2 separate regions of the Homo sapiens genome follow, and region 1 is linked to region 2. A link is an interaction called in ENCODE POLR2A ChIA-PET data of the cell type or tissue named here. Cell type or tissue: Caco-2. All regions are shown on one strand. Each heading gives the region's core, and the rest is flanking DNA. Links, peaks and the distances in the headings are about the cores only.

Evidence for each region. ChIA-PET counts read pairs that join two places held together with the same protein. Peaks named below come from ENCODE experiments on the same cell type or tissue, not always from the same donor. Only the 100,000 strongest peaks of a DNase experiment are listed, where the experiment ranks them.
Region 1: POLR2A ChIA-PET joins it to region 2 with 12 read pairs; 2 of 35 experiments call an interaction of 5 or more read pairs at or near these places.

Annotation. Positions count from the first base shown.
Region 1 is chr22:25,032,050-25,040,379 of GRCh38, reverse strand. KIAA1671 reads right to left here. Exons shown (of 13, transcript NM_001145206.2): 4 at 7,684-7,771; 5 at 1-1,620. Among named protein-coding and RNA genes, the nearest start is that of KIAA1671-AS1, 76 kb to the left of the region's middle. In Caco-2, for the core only: no CTCF peak of the experiment used is centred there; a DNase peak (open chromatin) is centred at 3,718.
Region 2 is chr22:25,120,351-25,128,680 of GRCh38, reverse strand. The region is part of intron 6 of KIAA1671; the gene reads right to left. Among named protein-coding and RNA genes, the nearest start is that of KIAA1671-AS1, 12 kb to the right of the region's middle. RefSeq lists an enhancer at 4,679-4,848. In Caco-2, for the core only: no CTCF peak of the experiment used is centred there; no DNase peak of the experiment used is centred there.

The DNA of each region.
Region 1 (8,330 bases), core at 297-8,296, 89 kb after region 2:
TGCCATCTCCAATGCCTCTTCATGACCAAGAGAAACCAAAGTGGATGTTAAAGAATGAGGAGACGAGGGTGGAGTGATTTTTCTAGAATGTTCCAGCAAGCTTTCAGCTCCTGACAGAACCACACCCTTTGCCTTTTGAGTATTGGGAATCTGATAGGTGACTGCAAAAAATGTCGCCTTGGGTTCCACAGGTGACCCTTGCTTCACTGCTGGGGAAGTCTGGTCCCGTGAAGCACCTGGGTTCACCTCCTGGGTCTCCACCCTGTAGTGGGATAGTTGAGGTTTTCTTAAGGCACTGGCTGTGGGGCTCACATAATCTGTTCGTCTGTGCCCCACATGTGGAGAGTCCTCTGGGACAAGAGAACTGAATGTATCAAATTTCACGTTGGGGGGTAAAGTCCGCCGCCGCCATCTGTCCATTCTCTGGTCCATGGCGCCGGCTTTCCGCATTCTGACTGCAGGCTGTGGCACCTGGGCCGGCCCTGGATCACCCTCCCTGGCGGCTACAATGAAGGGCCCTTTCTGCACAGCAAATGCATCTGGATGTGTTCGTGCTTGGGAGTCAGAAGGCCCATTCGTAGCCCTGGAAAGAGGATCGAGGGGGCATCCCTGGGGTGGGCCCCTTGCTCCCACTCCTGGCTTGCTTCTGGCCCCCTCTGGCCCCTCATGCTGGCTTTCCCAGATGGCAGCCTTGATAGCCCTGACGGAGGTGGCCCCGGGAGCACAGTGCTCTTCGCTGACTGCCACGGTGGCTTTGTGCGAGCTCACCACTGCCCCGCCTGTCCATTTGGGAAACGGGCAATTGCCCCCAAACTTCGGTCCACTAGCCTCAGGCATGCCTCGAGCTTCCCAAATCAAACTGGCCCTTTGGACGGACCCCGCCTGACCTTCCAAACCACACTCCAGGTCAGCAGGGGTGACCTCCTGGGACAGCTGCCTGTCCTTCAGTGAGAGCCAAGACCTGAGGCTGCGGAGCGTGACCGCTTTCTCCTCCGGTGCCGGTGAGATGGCCTCGCTGTGCACACGCTCTCCCACTGCATGCACAATGTCATATCTGGGCTCAATTCTCTGCGATGTGGGAGGATTTTCCAAGTGTTTGAGGAAGGTGTTATTATTGTGGTTTTCAGACAAAGGGTATTTGTCCCGGAGAGGCGTGTGATACGGTCTCAGTTCACCATTCAAAAGGGTGGTTGGTCCCAATTTCTCCGTCTCGGGATTGTCAAACCCTCTGGAGTTCTCTTTCTTCAGTTTTGTCATGTCTGGTGGGTCCCTGCCCAGCCAAGAGCCCATCTCAGGCCTCGGCCTGGGTTCTGAGACACGGGCATGGGCCATGTCACCAGGGGGTGTGGTGGAGAGACAACGTCCCGACTGGTCAGCCACTGTGTGTCTCTCCACGTGGTGCTCAAATACTGTGGCCCACACAGTCTGGAAGCTCCGGTCATCCTCTGGAGTGACGTCAGAAGGGCACGGGGCCTCCACTGAGCTTCCACCGCGACAGCTGTCGGGGTCTTGGTTAGAGCTAACCTTCTGCTCCGTCTGCCTGGACTTATCCCGGAGTGTCCCAGGCTTCCAGGGGCTTCTCGGGATGCATGCTCCATCCAAACTGTGCCCCTCCTTTTGCTGGAAAGAAACAAAAAGAAAAAGAAACACCTCAGTGTTTAAGGATTTGAGATGGAAAGGAAAAAGTGGAGTAATTGAAAGGGCTGCTTGTATAATTAAAACAATGAAATACCATAAAATTGAAAAGAATGAACACACCCAGTGTGGGTGAGGATGTGGGGAAATGGACACTCAGATACTGTTGGAGAGAACATAAATGAACCCGACTTTGGGCAAAGCAATGTATCTATCCTGATGTTAAAATACTCATTTCCTTTTATCCGGCCAAGTTCCTCCCAGGACTTTGTCCACATGCACAAGCCTACACAAACAAGAAAGTTGAGACAGCACCGTTGGTGCAAGCAAAAGAACACAGAAACAACCTGAATGCTCACTGGAAAAGCATTGGCTAAATTTCAATTATCTCCAAACGATGGACTACTGCACAGGCATTTGTTACCACAGAAAGAGGCAGATCCAGCCAGGCGCGGTGGCTCACGCCTGTAATCTCAGCACTTTGGGAGGCTGAGATGGGAGAATCGCTTAAGTCCAGGAGTCCAAGACCAGCCTGGGCAAAATAGTGAGACCTTGTCTACACCAAAAAAATAAAATAAAATAATAATAATCTTTTAAAAGGAATTAAAGGCCAGGTGCGGTGGCTCAAACCTGTAATCCTAGCACTTTGGGAGGCCAAAGCAAGTGGATCACCTAAGCTCAGGAATTCAAGACTCCAGCCTGGTCAACATGGTGAAACCCCGTTCTCTACTAAAAATACTAGCTGGGTGTCGTGGCACACGGCTGTAATCCCAGCAACTCAGGAGGCTGAGGCAAGAGAATTGCTTGAACCTGGAGGGCGGAGATTGCAGTGAGCCGAGGTCGTGCCACTGCACTCCAGCCTGGGTGACAGAGTGAGTCTCTGTCTAAAAAAATAAATAAATAAAAGGAATTAAATACTGATTCATCCTACACCGTGGATGAATTTTGAAAATACTATGCTAAGCAAAAGAAGCCAGTCAAAAAGCTATATAAGACTCCATTTATATACAGCATATATATAAATATAAATATATATACACATCATAGGTAAATCCATAGACAGAAAGTGGATTACTGGATGCCTGGGAATGGGAGACGAGGACACAAGGTTTCCATTTGAGGTGATAGAAGATTCTGGAACTAGATAGTGGTGATGCTTACATAATACTGAAAACGTCCTTAATGCCACTCAGTTGTGCACTTTAAAATGGTTATAATAAGGCCAGGGGCACAGTTTGCTAACCCCTACTGTAGATGATGGAATGCCATTGAAGTGCTCTAAAAACACTGACTGTAAACCTTTGTTGAAATATATACACACACATATATATACACACATATATACATATATACATATATACACATATATACATATATACACATATATATTTTTTTGCAATATACACATATATACATATTTTTGTGATGGAGTCTTGCTCTTTTGCCCAGGCTGGAGTGCAATGGCACGATCTCGGCTCACTGCAACCTCCGCCTTCCGGATTCAAGCGATTTTTCTGCCTCAGCCTCCCGAGTAGCTGAAAGTGCAGGCATGCATCACTACACCCAGCCAATTTTTGTGTTTTTAGTAGTGACGGCATTTCACCACGTTGGCCAGGCTGGTCTTGAACTGCTGACTTCAAGTGATCCACCTGCCTCAGCCTCCCAAAGTGTTGAGATTACAAACACAAGCCACCGCACCTGGACTGTTTATATTTTAATACGTAAATTTTACATAAACAATACATGAATCCATTTTGATTGTAAAGGAATCCAAACAATACAAAGTTCAAAGCTTTTTTTATTTTTTATTTTTATTTTTTGAGATGGAGTTTCGCTCTTGTCACCCAGGCTGGAGTACAATGGCGCGATCTCGGCTCACCGCAATCTCTGCCTCCCAGATTCAAGTGATTCTCCTGCCTCAGCCTCCCGAGTGGCTGGGATTACAGGCATGCACCACCACGCCTGGCTAATTTTTTTTTTGTATTTTTAGTACAGATGGGGTTTCTCCATGTTGGTCAGGCTGGTGTTGAACTCCCAACCTCAGGTGAACCACCCACCTTGGCTTCCCGAAGTGCTGGGATTACAGGTGTGAGCCACCACGCCCGGCCAAAGTTCAAATCATTTTTGTTCCCTTGTTCAAATACCAGTCCCTTTTCTTGGATAACAGCTATTACCAATGGGTTATGATCCTTGAAGAGCCTTTCAGAACTCTCTTTGTATTATTTATATATATATTAGAAAGACCGAATTTTTGAAACTTTGTAAATTTTGTAAATTTCACAAATTCATTATTTTTCTTTAAAAATAGTTAAAATGATATATTTTATGTTATGTGTACTTTTTTTCTTTTTAAAGGCAGGATTTCAGCCAGGTACGGTAGCTCATGCCTGCAATCTCAGCACTTTGGGAGGCCGAGGCGGGTGGATCACCTGAGGTCGGGAGTTCGAGACCAGCCTGACCAACATGGAGAAACCCTGTCTCTACTAAAAACACAAAATTAGCCAGGTGTGGTGGCGCATGCCTGTAATCCCAGCTACTCAGGAGGCTGAGGCAGGAGAATCGCTTGAACCCAGGAGGCAGAGGTTGCAGTGAGCTGAGATTGTGCCATTGCACTCCAGCCTGGGCAACAAGAGCGAAATTCCATCTCTAAAAAAATAAATAAATAAATAAAATAAAGACAGCATCTCGCTCTGTTGCCCAGGTTGGAGTGCAGTGGTATAATCAGAGCTCACTGCAGCCTCAAACTCCTGGCCTCAAGCAATCTTCCCACCTTGGCCTCCTAAAGTTCTGGGATTATAGGCATGAGCCACCACATCCAGCCTGTTATGTGTATTTTACTACAATAAACACACCCACATACACACACACATAAAGTCTACTTATAGAGATAAAATCTCATCACATGTAAAGCAAGGGTTTATTTCTTAACTATTCCTTTCTTTAAAGTTTTAAACATACACAAAATTACAGAGAAAATAATGAACTTGCCCAACCCATCCCCCCAATTTAATGACAATCAACATTTTGCCACTCTCGCCACACACAGCCTTTTTGCCCTTGCTGCTGCTGTCACTACAGCATTTTAATACAAATATAAGGAGCTTTAATTACTTAAATGGTATCACTCCTAACCATTTTCAAAGAAATGATTCAGAAAATGCAACAATAAAACTTGCAGGGCAAACCGCTGCCTCCAAGAGTGGTGGTGGGTATTGCCATTCAAAGCCAGCCCACTTTTGTTGGTGATGTACTGAGATGGGTACAAGCTTGAAACCAAGCACTGGTGTTATTTTTAAAACTCCACGGAAGTTTCTTAAAACATAAAACATGCATCTACCATATGATCCAGCCATTCTACTCCTAGATGTTTACCCAAGAGAAAAGAAAATAGAAGTCCTGGCCGGACGCGGTGGCTCACACCTATAATCCCAGCATTTTGGGAGGCCAAGGCAGGCAGATCACCTGAGGTCAGGAGTTCAAGACTGGCCTGGCCAACATGGTGAAACCCCATCTCTACTAAAAATACAAAAAATTAAGTGGGCATAGAGGCACGTGCCTGTAGTCCCCAGCTACTCAGGAGGCTGAGGCAGGAGAATTACTTGAACCCAGGAGGCAGAGGTTGCAGTGGGCTGAGATCACGTGACTGTACTATCCCAGGCAACAGAGTAAGACTCTGTCTCAAAAATTAGAAAAAAAAAAAAAAAAAAAGGCCAGGCGCAGTGGCTTATGCCTGTAGTCCCAGCACTTTGGGAGGCCGAGGCAGGTGGCTCACAAGGTCAGGAGATGGAGACCATCCTGGCTAACACGGTGAAACCCCATCTCTACTAAAAATACAAAAAATTAGCCAGGCGTGGTGGCGGGCCTCTGTAGTCCCAGCTACTCAGGAGGCTGAGGCAGGAGAATGGTGTGAACCCAGGAGGCGGAGCTTGCAGTGAGCCGAGATCGCGCCATTGCACTCCAGCCTGGGCAACAGAGCGAGACTCCATCTCAAAAATGAAAAATAATAATAAATTAAAAAATTAAAAAAGAAAAAGAAAAGAAAAGAAATAGAAGCTCTTACAAAGCCTTGTCCACAAATGTTCACAGCAGCTTCACTGGTAATTGCCCCAAACAGATAACAACCCAATTGTCCATCAAAAGGTGAATGGATAAACGAATTGTGGTCTACTCACACAAATAGAATACTAGTCAGCAACAGAAAGGAATGAACTACTGATACATGCTACACCATGAATGATCTCAACATAATTACTCTGAGTGAACAAGCAAGGGCAAAAAAAAAAAGAGGACTGATTCCATTTATACTAAAGTCTAGAAAATGCAAACTAATCTACACGGACAGAAAGCAGACCTGTGATGGGCTGGGAAGAGCAGGGGAAGGGAGAGATTACAACGTCGTGGCCGGGTGTGGTGGCTCACACTTGTAACCCCAGCACTTTTGGAGGCCGAGGTGGGTGGATCACTTGAGGTCAGGAGTGCAAGACCAGCCTGGCCAACACAGCGAAACCCCGTCTCTACTAAAAATGCAAAAATTAGCCAGGCGTGGTAGTGGGTGCCTGTAATCCAAGCTACTCGGGAGGCTGAGGCAGGAGAATCACTTGAACCTGGGAGGTGGATGTTGCTGTGAGCCAAGATCGCACCACTGCACTCTAGCCTGGGCAACAAGCAAAACTCCGTTTCCAAAAAAAAAAAAAAACAAAGTGGCATGAGGAACCTTTTGCCTGGGATGGAGATGTTCGCTATTCTGACTGTGATGGTGGTTTCACAGGTTGTACACACATAGGAAACTCACCAAGTTGAATGTGTTAAATCTGTGCTCTTTCCTGTATGTCAATTGTATCTCAAAGCTGTTTTTAAAAAAACTGGGCCAGGCACGGTGGCTCACACCTGTAATCTCAGCACTTTGGGAGGCCGAAGCGGGCAGATCACGAGGTCAGGAGATCGAGACCATCCTGGCTAACATGGTGAAACCCCAACTCTACTAAAAATACAAAAGAAATAAGCCGGGCATGGTGGCGGGCACCTGTAGTCCCAGCTACTTGGGAGGCTGAGGCAGGAGAATTGCTTGAACCCGGGAGGCGGAGCTTGCAGCGAGCCGAGATCACATCACTGCACTCCAGCCTGAGCGACAGAGGGAGACTCCATCAAAAAAAAAAAAAAAAAAAAAAAACGAAAACAAACCAACCAAAAAAACAACTAAGACTCTGCAGAAAGCATCAACCACAAACCGGTTTTCGCTAGGAGACAATTTTATGAGTTTTCTCTTATTAAAAAGATGAAATAAAAATACTTTTCAAGCAATTTAATTGCTGGTAACCTACTTCTTTTTGTTTTAATTTACATTTTTATTCTTTTAGAGACAAGTCTCACTCTGTCGCCCAGGCTAGAGTGCAGTGGCATGATCATGGCTCACTGCAGCCTCAAAGTCCTGAGCTCAAGCAATCCTCCTGCCTCAGCCTTAACTAGAACTATAGGCATGCACAACCACATCTGGCTAATTAAAAAAAATTTTTTTTTTCTTTTAGAGATAAGAGTCTCACTATGTTGCCCAGGCTGGTCTCAAACTCTTGGGCTCAAGCAATCCTCCCTCCACCTCAGCCTCCCAAAGTGCTGGGATTACAAATGTGAGCCACTGTGCCCAGCCACCTACTTCTTCCTTCTATGGCTAGGTGGTAAGTAAGGGGAAGGCAATAAGAACCACTATGAAGGACCTTGAAGGAGTTTCTATTAACATCTTAAACCTAAATTTTAGTATTTTAACAAAGCAGGCACTCCTATATAAGAAAGCCATGCCCCTCTGCCTCTTTGCGAAGAAAAAAAATGCCTGATAACATTTGTAAACAGCATTTAACACCTGGGAGTAGGGAATCACAACTCTTCATGCCAAAAGGGACTTCAAAGTCCCAACATTAGAAGAAAAAATGTTTTATCGTGTGCATGACATGTTTCTGAGTCTTCCTGGGGCCTAGAAGATCATGGAGGCTCTTTCTCCAGCAGCCATAACTGCCCGCTGGTTAATGAGAGACGTGCTACACAGCCACTCCTTACCTTTTCTCTCGGTTCCTTAGGAAACTCGCCGCTCAGCTCAGCACTCTTCTCATATTTGACTTCGTTGCTGGAAGCTGAACTTGAAAACCTGGTACAGAGATCTGAGTTACCTTCATGGAGCTGGAAGCTGTTATTCCCCCCAGCCCACACACCAGCTCAGGAGGCCAGGCCAAGTAACCTTCAGAAAGGACATTTCCTTTCCACTTACCAAAAGGAGAACTGCCCAGTGGGGAGAGCCTACCTCAAACACAGCATTACTGGGGTGGAGGAGCCCCAGCTGGGGGAAGACACCCAGGTGCTAGTCCCAGCTCTACTGCCTCTTCACTGGGGGAGCTTGGTTTAGGCTTGTGACCTCACCTGAGCCTCTGTTTCTTCATCTATAAAACAGGGATAATTAACACCTCCCCATCCCTTTTATGGGGCAGATAAGAGGCTACTCAAGGCCCTAATAGCTACGTGAGGGCGTTTAGGGAAGAGTGAAGATGCCCCAGGAGGGATAATGAATGGCTGTTGTTAGCAGTGCCAGGTAAAACAGCAGCCCCACCTCAGAGCAGCCCCCAGACTGAAGGGTAGTGGGCTGTCAGGGAATGTGTGGGGGCCCAGGTCTGTCTCTGCCTCTCTGGATCACCAGGGCCCTCTTTGGGCCT
Region 2 (8,330 bases), core at 81-8,080:
GCTGGGGCACCCACAGAAAAGCCCAAATAGCCTGGAGGGTACCAATTAGGGGAGTGAGAACAAAACCAGACTTTCTCGGTTGGTCAGGACAAGGACTGACCATTGAGTTCTTGAGACTGGACCACAACAGACCCACAGTCTTCTGTAGTCCTCAGAGAAGGGAGACTTGCCCTCATGGACACAAGTTGCTGTTGAACAGGAAATTCAGAATTATAATCTTGAGCCTCTCCAAATCATGTTCCTGGCAAGATAGCACAGCTCTGCTGGGCCCTCATCATCCACCCAACACCTGGTGTGAAGCCAGCTAGGAGCTTGGCATCCGTTCATGCACTGGTCCATGCATTCATGTATTCATCCATCAGATATGTATTTATTTACTTATTTTTATGAACATGAAGAAACATTAAGGGATTGGTCCTTAAAGGGCGGTGTCCACGTAACCATCTCTACCTGGGGCTCACCTAGAGCTCTTGCCACACAAAGCAGATTCTGGGTCCTTCCTCAGACCCCCAAGGCACCTGCCTGGTACTCTCCTCGTGGCACCAGGACCCAAGATATATCTGATGCCCACCCAAGTTTGAGTTCAATCTTCATATCTTTAGCCCTCTGTAAATGCAAGGATATCACAACTCAAAGAGGTTGAGGCCCTTGGCCAAGGTCCTAGATGTCAGAAGTGTGGTGCCAGGATTTGAACTCAGGCCCATCTGTACCCCTGTTGTCTCCTCCTCCACCCCCATCCCAGCAATCAGACACCACTGAACCACAGCAGCCGCTTCACCACAATTCAGCTCAGAAACCATTTTTCAACCAATGGCACTAAGTTGTTGAAAATCCACGGGGCTCCGCATCCCATGAAAAGATTAGGAAACTCACTAAGCAGATCTCTAATGACCTCCATTCTTTTTTCATCTCCCCCACAAAAGGACTTGTATTTATGCATGAGAAGAGGAAAAGAAAATCCAACATAGCATATGAAAAATCTCTAACTGTTCAGCTCCCAGGCGTGTATAGGAATGCCTCCTACTTAACCCTTCCTTCCTAATTAGCCGTGGCTGTTAATGACACACAAATATGCTTTGATCATCAAGTAGCAACTTAGGGGTGGGGTGGGGCAGGATGGGATGGGAAGAATCTTGCAAGGGGGGCAGGGAAGCCAAGTGGATGCAAAAGAGGCCGGGAAGAAGAGGATGGGGCTGCTGGCTCTATGCCAGGCCCATGTGTCCACCTCACTCCCTTCTAACAACTAAAACACTCGAGGCTGGGGGTCACTCTGGAGAGAAAATGGCACCATTTGAAGAAGAGGCTTAACCCTCTTAAAACACCAGTGGAGCCTGTGCCACGGTTCCGTCATTCCAGGCAGAGGGAACAGCTTGTGCAAAAGCTGGGAGGAAGGAATGTTGTTGCCAAGCTGTGAGCAGCCCTGGTGGTCCAAAAGGGAGGCCAGGCAGAGTGAAGCTACTGAGCACCTACCAGTGTGCCCAGCACACTCGTTACTGTATGGAATTCTCACCACCATGAAGAGTATTATGATTCCCTTTTAACAGATGGGGAAACTGAGGCTTGCTCAAAGTCTTGCTCAAAGTCACATGGCTAGTAGACAGGGGAGCAGGGATTTGAATCTGAGCTGATTTTACTGCAAAGATCTTAAGAGGTCACACCACAACCTCTAAAAAACATATGGGGAAACTGAGGCCCATAGCCAGTGTAATGGAGAGGACATTGGTTCAAAGCTGCACAACTGGGATACACATATGCTCACTTTTCTAAAAACCCAAATGCAGGGACGGAGTCTCATTATTTTTAACATATTACACAGCTGACTACAGGGCTTTTTGCAAATGATAGGAGCTCAGTAATTGTCTGTGGCTCAACTCCAAAGGATGTCAAAGTTGAGAATCACCTGGCCTCCAATGCCTCAACAATGAATTTAGAAACCCAAGCTCCAGTCCTGTGTCTGTCATCAATTTGCTGTGTGACCTTGCACAGGTCTCTCTCCCTCTCTGGGCCTTGGCTTCCTCAGCTGTAACAAAAAAAGAAGTGAACTGGAAGGATCTAGATGTTCTGACAACCAAGGCTCAGGAACTCCTCCATGAAGAACAATTCCACACCAACCTCATGCCCCTCAGCTACCTGTTTACATGGGCACCTAGGGCTCATTTAAAAACATTTATGGATAATGAAACTCAACACGTCATCTGCCAGCATGGCTACCTTTGTACGCTCTTCAAATGCAGCACCAGAGGCTCCAGAACATCCCAGGTTTTTCCTGCCAAGATGTCTGCAACGTGGCTGCCACATCCAACCCTCATCCTTCCCAAAGCAGAAGGCAATTACCAAGAAGAAAAGAACAGGCTCCTAGCTACGAATTAAGGAATTACCGGTGTTAAATCATAGGTGTGCCCAGGGAAGGGCTGTTTCTAGAAATCAGGCTGGTGATGGTGGGAACGTGAGGTGCTGGATAACTTCTGGCTTTGGCAGAAAGCAAATATTTGGACATGGAGCCAGGAGATGAGGGACTGGGAATTAATAGACCGTGAAGAGTACTTCCAAACACCAGAAAATCTGCCCCCATCTGAACCTCCCCTTTGACAGGTGATAACTAGAATGACAATAAAAGCCACTGTTTATAAAGAACTATGTGCCCTCCACCAGCATCTCCTGTCACTCTCGTAACAACTCCGTGAACTGATATTGTTTGCGCCACTTTGTAGCAAAAGAAAAACGCTTTATCAGAGCAGACAGACTTGCCCAAAATTACACCAGGAATCAAAGGTTCTATTACCTAAAAGGGTATTCCAAAGGCCTACTACTAATACTTTGGCCTTGTCCAGAATCTGTTGGGTAAGGCCACATGGTTACTTAAGGACTGGCAGGGGTGTGAACTCACATCCCAGGATGAGCTCTTACGATCTACATCAGTGGTTCTCAACCAGGGTGACTTTGCCCCTTACATTTGGCAATGGCTGGAAACATTTTTGGGCATCACAACTGGGGATGGGAAGGATGGTGCAGGCATCTAGTGGGCAGAGGCCGGGGATGCTGCTCAGCATCCTACAGTGCCCAGGACAGCTCCCTATGACAGAGAATTATCCAGCCCCGAACGTCAATGTCACCATGGTGTGAAACCCAGTTCTACACCATGGTACCTCTCAGGAAACGAACCCCAAATCTCTCAATCCACTTCCTCAAATGGGAGGCACAAGAAATGAGACGTCAGCAGACCTGGGCTGGAGTCCATGCTTGGTCGACTATGAACTAGGTGACTCTGGGCAACTCACCTCTCCCCAAGTCTCAACTTTATCATTTGTAAAACAGACCCGACATAGATAATACCTCTTGGATGGGGTTTCTATAGGGATTTAAGACAATCTGCTTAGCTCAGTGGCTGGCACATGGTCAATGCTTAAAATATGTTACTCTTTAAGCCTTAATTTCCCCATCTGTAAAATGGGACAATAGCCTCTGCCTTGAATGTGGCCCTCCAGTTTTTTCCTCTGAAATTTTTACAAAGAAGTCACATCTTCCCAGATGGCCTAGATGCCAGATGCGAACAACCTGGAGAGGCGCCTGCTATAGATGGCCCCTGGACCAGCAGCTAACTTTGCATGAATACGAAACCAACAGTCAGGAACAGTGGCTCATGCCTGTAATCCCAGCACTTTGGGAGGCTGAAGCAGGAGGACTGCTGGAGCCCAGGAGTTCGAGACCAGCCTGGGTAACATAGTGAGACCCCCATCTCTACAAAAACTACAAAAAATTAGCCAGACATGGTGACACATGCCTGTAGTCCCAGCTAGTGGGGAGGCTGAGATGGGAGGATCGTATGAGCCTGGGAGGTCGAGGCTGCAGTGAGCTATGATCACAATGCTGCACTCCAGCCTGGGTAACAGAGTGAGACCCTCTCTCAAAACAAACACACACTTGGTGTTAAGTGTCTGAGAGCTGGCAGTTTGTTACTGCAGCATAGCATACTCTAATCTGACTAATGTATCAAGGTTGTAAGGATAGCAACTGTGCCTGGCATTTATTATGCACTTCCGAGGTTCCAGGCATCATGCTGGGTACTTCACAAGGCATCTGAGGCTTGCAGAATTAAAGTCACCTGTCTGAGGTCCCAAAGCTGACTAGTGGCAAAGCTGGCATTCAAACTAAGGACTGTCTGAAGGGAGAGCCAAGCTCTGAACTGTACTCAGCTAATTCTACCTGCACCCCTCTTTTCTTGCCATCAAGAAAGAACAGCAGAAGATACCAAATCTATGCTTAGAAAACAAAAGTCAAAGGTGTTCACAAACTCTGCAATTTTTAATTCTTAGTAATAAGGTATGCTTCAGACCCTCCTTCCAAGGGAGCAGGGCAATCTGACAGAACTTCTCTGGACTAGAAACTGATGCTGGAGAAAAGCCACCATGCTCTCATATCTCTGCATAGCGGTCGCTGCTGTTTATGGCCCAGCTCTTACAATGAATGTTTGATGAGTTAAGTGGGGTAATGGGCACTTAGAATCCAAGAAACAAATTCCATCCCATGCTGGGAGATTCATGCCAACTCCTAAAAGGGTGAGCTGCTCAAAAGCCCCTGGGAGCCTGACCCCAGGCTGGCTGAGCAGCCAGCCTCCTTTATGGGCAAGAACACATGAGACAAGAAAGGTATCCACTGGGAATACCAACACCTACACATTACAGACCATGGGCAGGTCTTCCCACCTCAATTTACTCATCTGCAAGACAAGGCATTAAATAATACTCCCTGGCCATCCTTGGACTATTTCCACAAGCGTAAGTGAGAAGAAATGTGTACTAGTTATCTCTGGCTGCGTAACAAATAGCCCCACAACTCAGTGGGTGGAAACAACAAACATTTATTATCTCACACCGTTTCTGGAAGCCAGGGATCTAGGAAGGATTTCAGTGAATGGTCCTGGCTCAGGGTATCTCATGAGTTTGGAGTCAAGCTGTTGGCCAGAGGTGCAGTTTCACCTGCAGGCTGGAAGATCTGCTTCCAAGCTCACCTGTGTGCCAGATTTCAGTTCCTTGCTGGTGGTGGACTGGAGGCTTCAGTTCCTCACCATATGGGCCTCTCTACAGGGCTGCTTGAGGGTCCTCAAGACACAGCAGCTTTCCCCAGAGTGAAAGCTCCAAGAAAGGGAGTGATCAAGAGGGAAGCTGCAGTGTCTTTTGAAACCTCATCTCAGCCGGGCACGGTAGCTCACGCCTGTAATCCCAGCACTTTGGGAGGCCAAGGCGGGTGGATCACAAGGTCAGGAAATCGAGACCATCCTGGTTAACACGATGAAACCCCATTTCTACTGAAAAAACAAAAAATTAGCCAGGTGTGTTGGCACGTACCTGTAATCCCAGCTACTGTCCCCAGGCAGGAAAATCACTTGAACCCAGGAAGGGGTGGTTGCAGTGAGCCGAGATTGCGTCATTGCACTCCAGCCTGGGCGACAGAGCAAGACTCCATCTCAAAAAAAAAAAAAAAAAAAAAAAACCTCATCTCAGAAGTGATGCCATGTATTCTGTTGGTCACACTGACCAACCCAGTACAGCATAGAAGGGGACTTCACAACAGTGTGAATAACTGAAGGCAAGAATCACTGAGAGGACCACCTTAGAGGCTATCATGTTTGACTGTGCCTTGCCAACTATTAAGCTCTGATCAGATAACAATGGTGATGATGATAATGACTGTTTTTGTTTTTTTTGTGAGATGGAGTCTTGCTCTGTCGCCCCGGCTGGTGTGCAGTGGCGCGATCTCAGCTCACTGCAAGCTCTGTCTCCCGGGTTCACACCATTCTCCTGCCTCAGCCTCCTGAGTAGCTGGGACTACAGGCGCCCACCATCACGCCTGGCTAATGTTTTTGTGTTTTTAGTAGAGACGGGGTTTCACCATGTTAGCCAGGATGGTCTCGATCTCCTGACCTCGTGATCGGCCCGCCTCGGCCTCCCAAAGTGCTGGGATTATGGGCGTGAGCCACTGCAACCGGCCAATAATGACTGTTCACTGAGATCCTACTGATACAGGACAGGCAAAGTGGGGCTTAGTCCATGAGGGTTCTTGGCTTTGTCCAAGAAAGAATTCAAGGGCAAGCTGAGATGGAAGAAAACAGCTTTATTGAAGTGGCAGTGTTCCAGCTCCGTGACAGCCCCAGCAGAGCAGGGCTATCCCACAGGCAGAGAGTGGCAGCTCAGGGCAGTTTTGTAGTCACATTTATACCCACTTTTAATAACATGTAGACTAAGGGGCAGTTTATGCAGAAATCTCTAGGGAAAGGGTAGTAACTTTTGGGTCATTGGGTCATTGCCATGGAAAGGGACAGTAACTCCCAGGTGTTACCATGGCAATCAATGGGAAAGGGACAGTAACTCCCAGGTGTTACCATGGCAATCAATGGTAAACCGACATGTCACACTGGTAAGCGTGTCTGATTGGAAAGCTGCTTCTGCCCTGGTTCTGTTTTAGCTAGTCCTCAATGTGGTCCGGTGCCCGAGCCCCGCCTCTGGAGTCGAGTCCCACTTCCTACCTCACTATTATGCACCAAGCGTTGTGCTGCAGTTCCACATACTGCAATTGTGGGGGAATAATATTATTGGCCTCATTTTACAGAAGAGGAAACTGAGGCTTTAAAAAAGTAGGAAAACTACCCAAAGCCACATAGCAAGGGAGACGCAGAACCAGGATTCAAACTCACAACTCCCAGATCCCACAATTCACTCTCTTAACCAGCTGCGTATACTGGAGCTGGCTTGTCCTGGCCCCTGAGGGACAACTGCAATTTTCAGGAGCCAGGTATTAAACACAGCCATTACTGAAGATTAAACGATCTAAACTTACAATTAAAGAAATCACATTAAAAGCAAAAGTAATAAATATTCCCATCTCATCACTTCCTAATTACTTTGCTACATTTTATTATTTTCCACGGGCTTGCCGTCACTTATGTCTATTATATCTGTGTGGTAAAAATACTAAAGAACAGTAATCTACTGCCCATCTTTCCCCAACTTTGTGTTTAGTGAAAACTAGTTAGAAGCTTACAATTGGCTATGGTGGGAGTATTTATACCACCAAATTGCGCAAATGCTACCAATCAAAGCTTTTTCCCCAAGAAGACGGGGTTGTTAAACATTTTACCAGCACACCATTACAACTAATCTGTTATTTCTCTTGTAAGGACTTCTCTTGCTAAAGACTCCATTCTCTTTTTTTTTTTTTTTTTGAGATGGAGTCTCACTCTGTCGCCCAGGCTGGAGTGCAGTGGCGTGATCTTGGCTCACTGCAGGCTCCGCCCCCCAGGTTCATGCCCTTCTCCTGCCTCAGCCTCCCGAGCAGCTGGGACTACAGGCGCCCACCACCTTGCCCAGCTAATTTTTTGTATTTTTAGTAGAGATAGGTTTTCACCGTGTTAGCCAGGATGGTCTCAATCTCCTGACCTTGTGATCCGCCCGCCTCGGCCTCCCAAAGTGCTGGGACTACAGGCGTGAGCCACCGCGCCCGGCCAACTAAAGACTCCATTCTTCATGAAATCCGAAAACGTAACACTCCCTGTGATGCGTATCAATCCAGATTTCCTTCCTGAAATTTCTGACTTCCTGATGAGGAAGCAAGAAGCATTTGTCTGAACAAAACATCTGAGATTAGAAAACGCAGGGAGAGGGAGAGAAAAGTGAGAGTAACAAAGGGGCCTTCTGATCACAGAAAGCAACGTGAGCTTACTTAAACCTCGGGGACCTCTCAGAAATCCAGATGAAGAAGTACACATGCAGGCCCCGCCCCTGCAGGGTCACTCCTGGTAGCCCAGAACGGGAAATTACCCAAATGTCCAGCCAGACAGGTTAATAAATTATGGAGCACACAAATGTTGCAAGGGCATTAAAAGTGTCATAAAGACATACAAAACTTTCACATTTTTTAAAGGATATAAAGAGAAAGAGGGTTGGCAATTTTGTTTGGAAGAGGGGGGAAAAAGACAAGAAGGAAATGCATTCCAATGCTAGGAGTGGTTTTCATCAATGTGATGTTAGGAGAATGGGTGGGCTTTGTTTTCTTTACATTTTTCTATATGTTCCAAGAATACATTGAGCACACCGTATTTTGTTGGTTGGGGAGACAGGAAAGGAGATTAACATTACTTAACAAAAGCAGATCCCTGTGGAGCACCCAAGCCCTCTGTTCTGCCCCTCCATTCACTCCAGGTCTCTCCCAGAGGCTCCTACTCTGAGACCCAGACTTTGGCCCAGGCTAGATCTATAAAGGAACCATTGTTCTCTGGGTGACATCATTCTGCTGCCAGGAGGGTGAAAGGAGACCTGAAATTGGGTGAGGCCAGC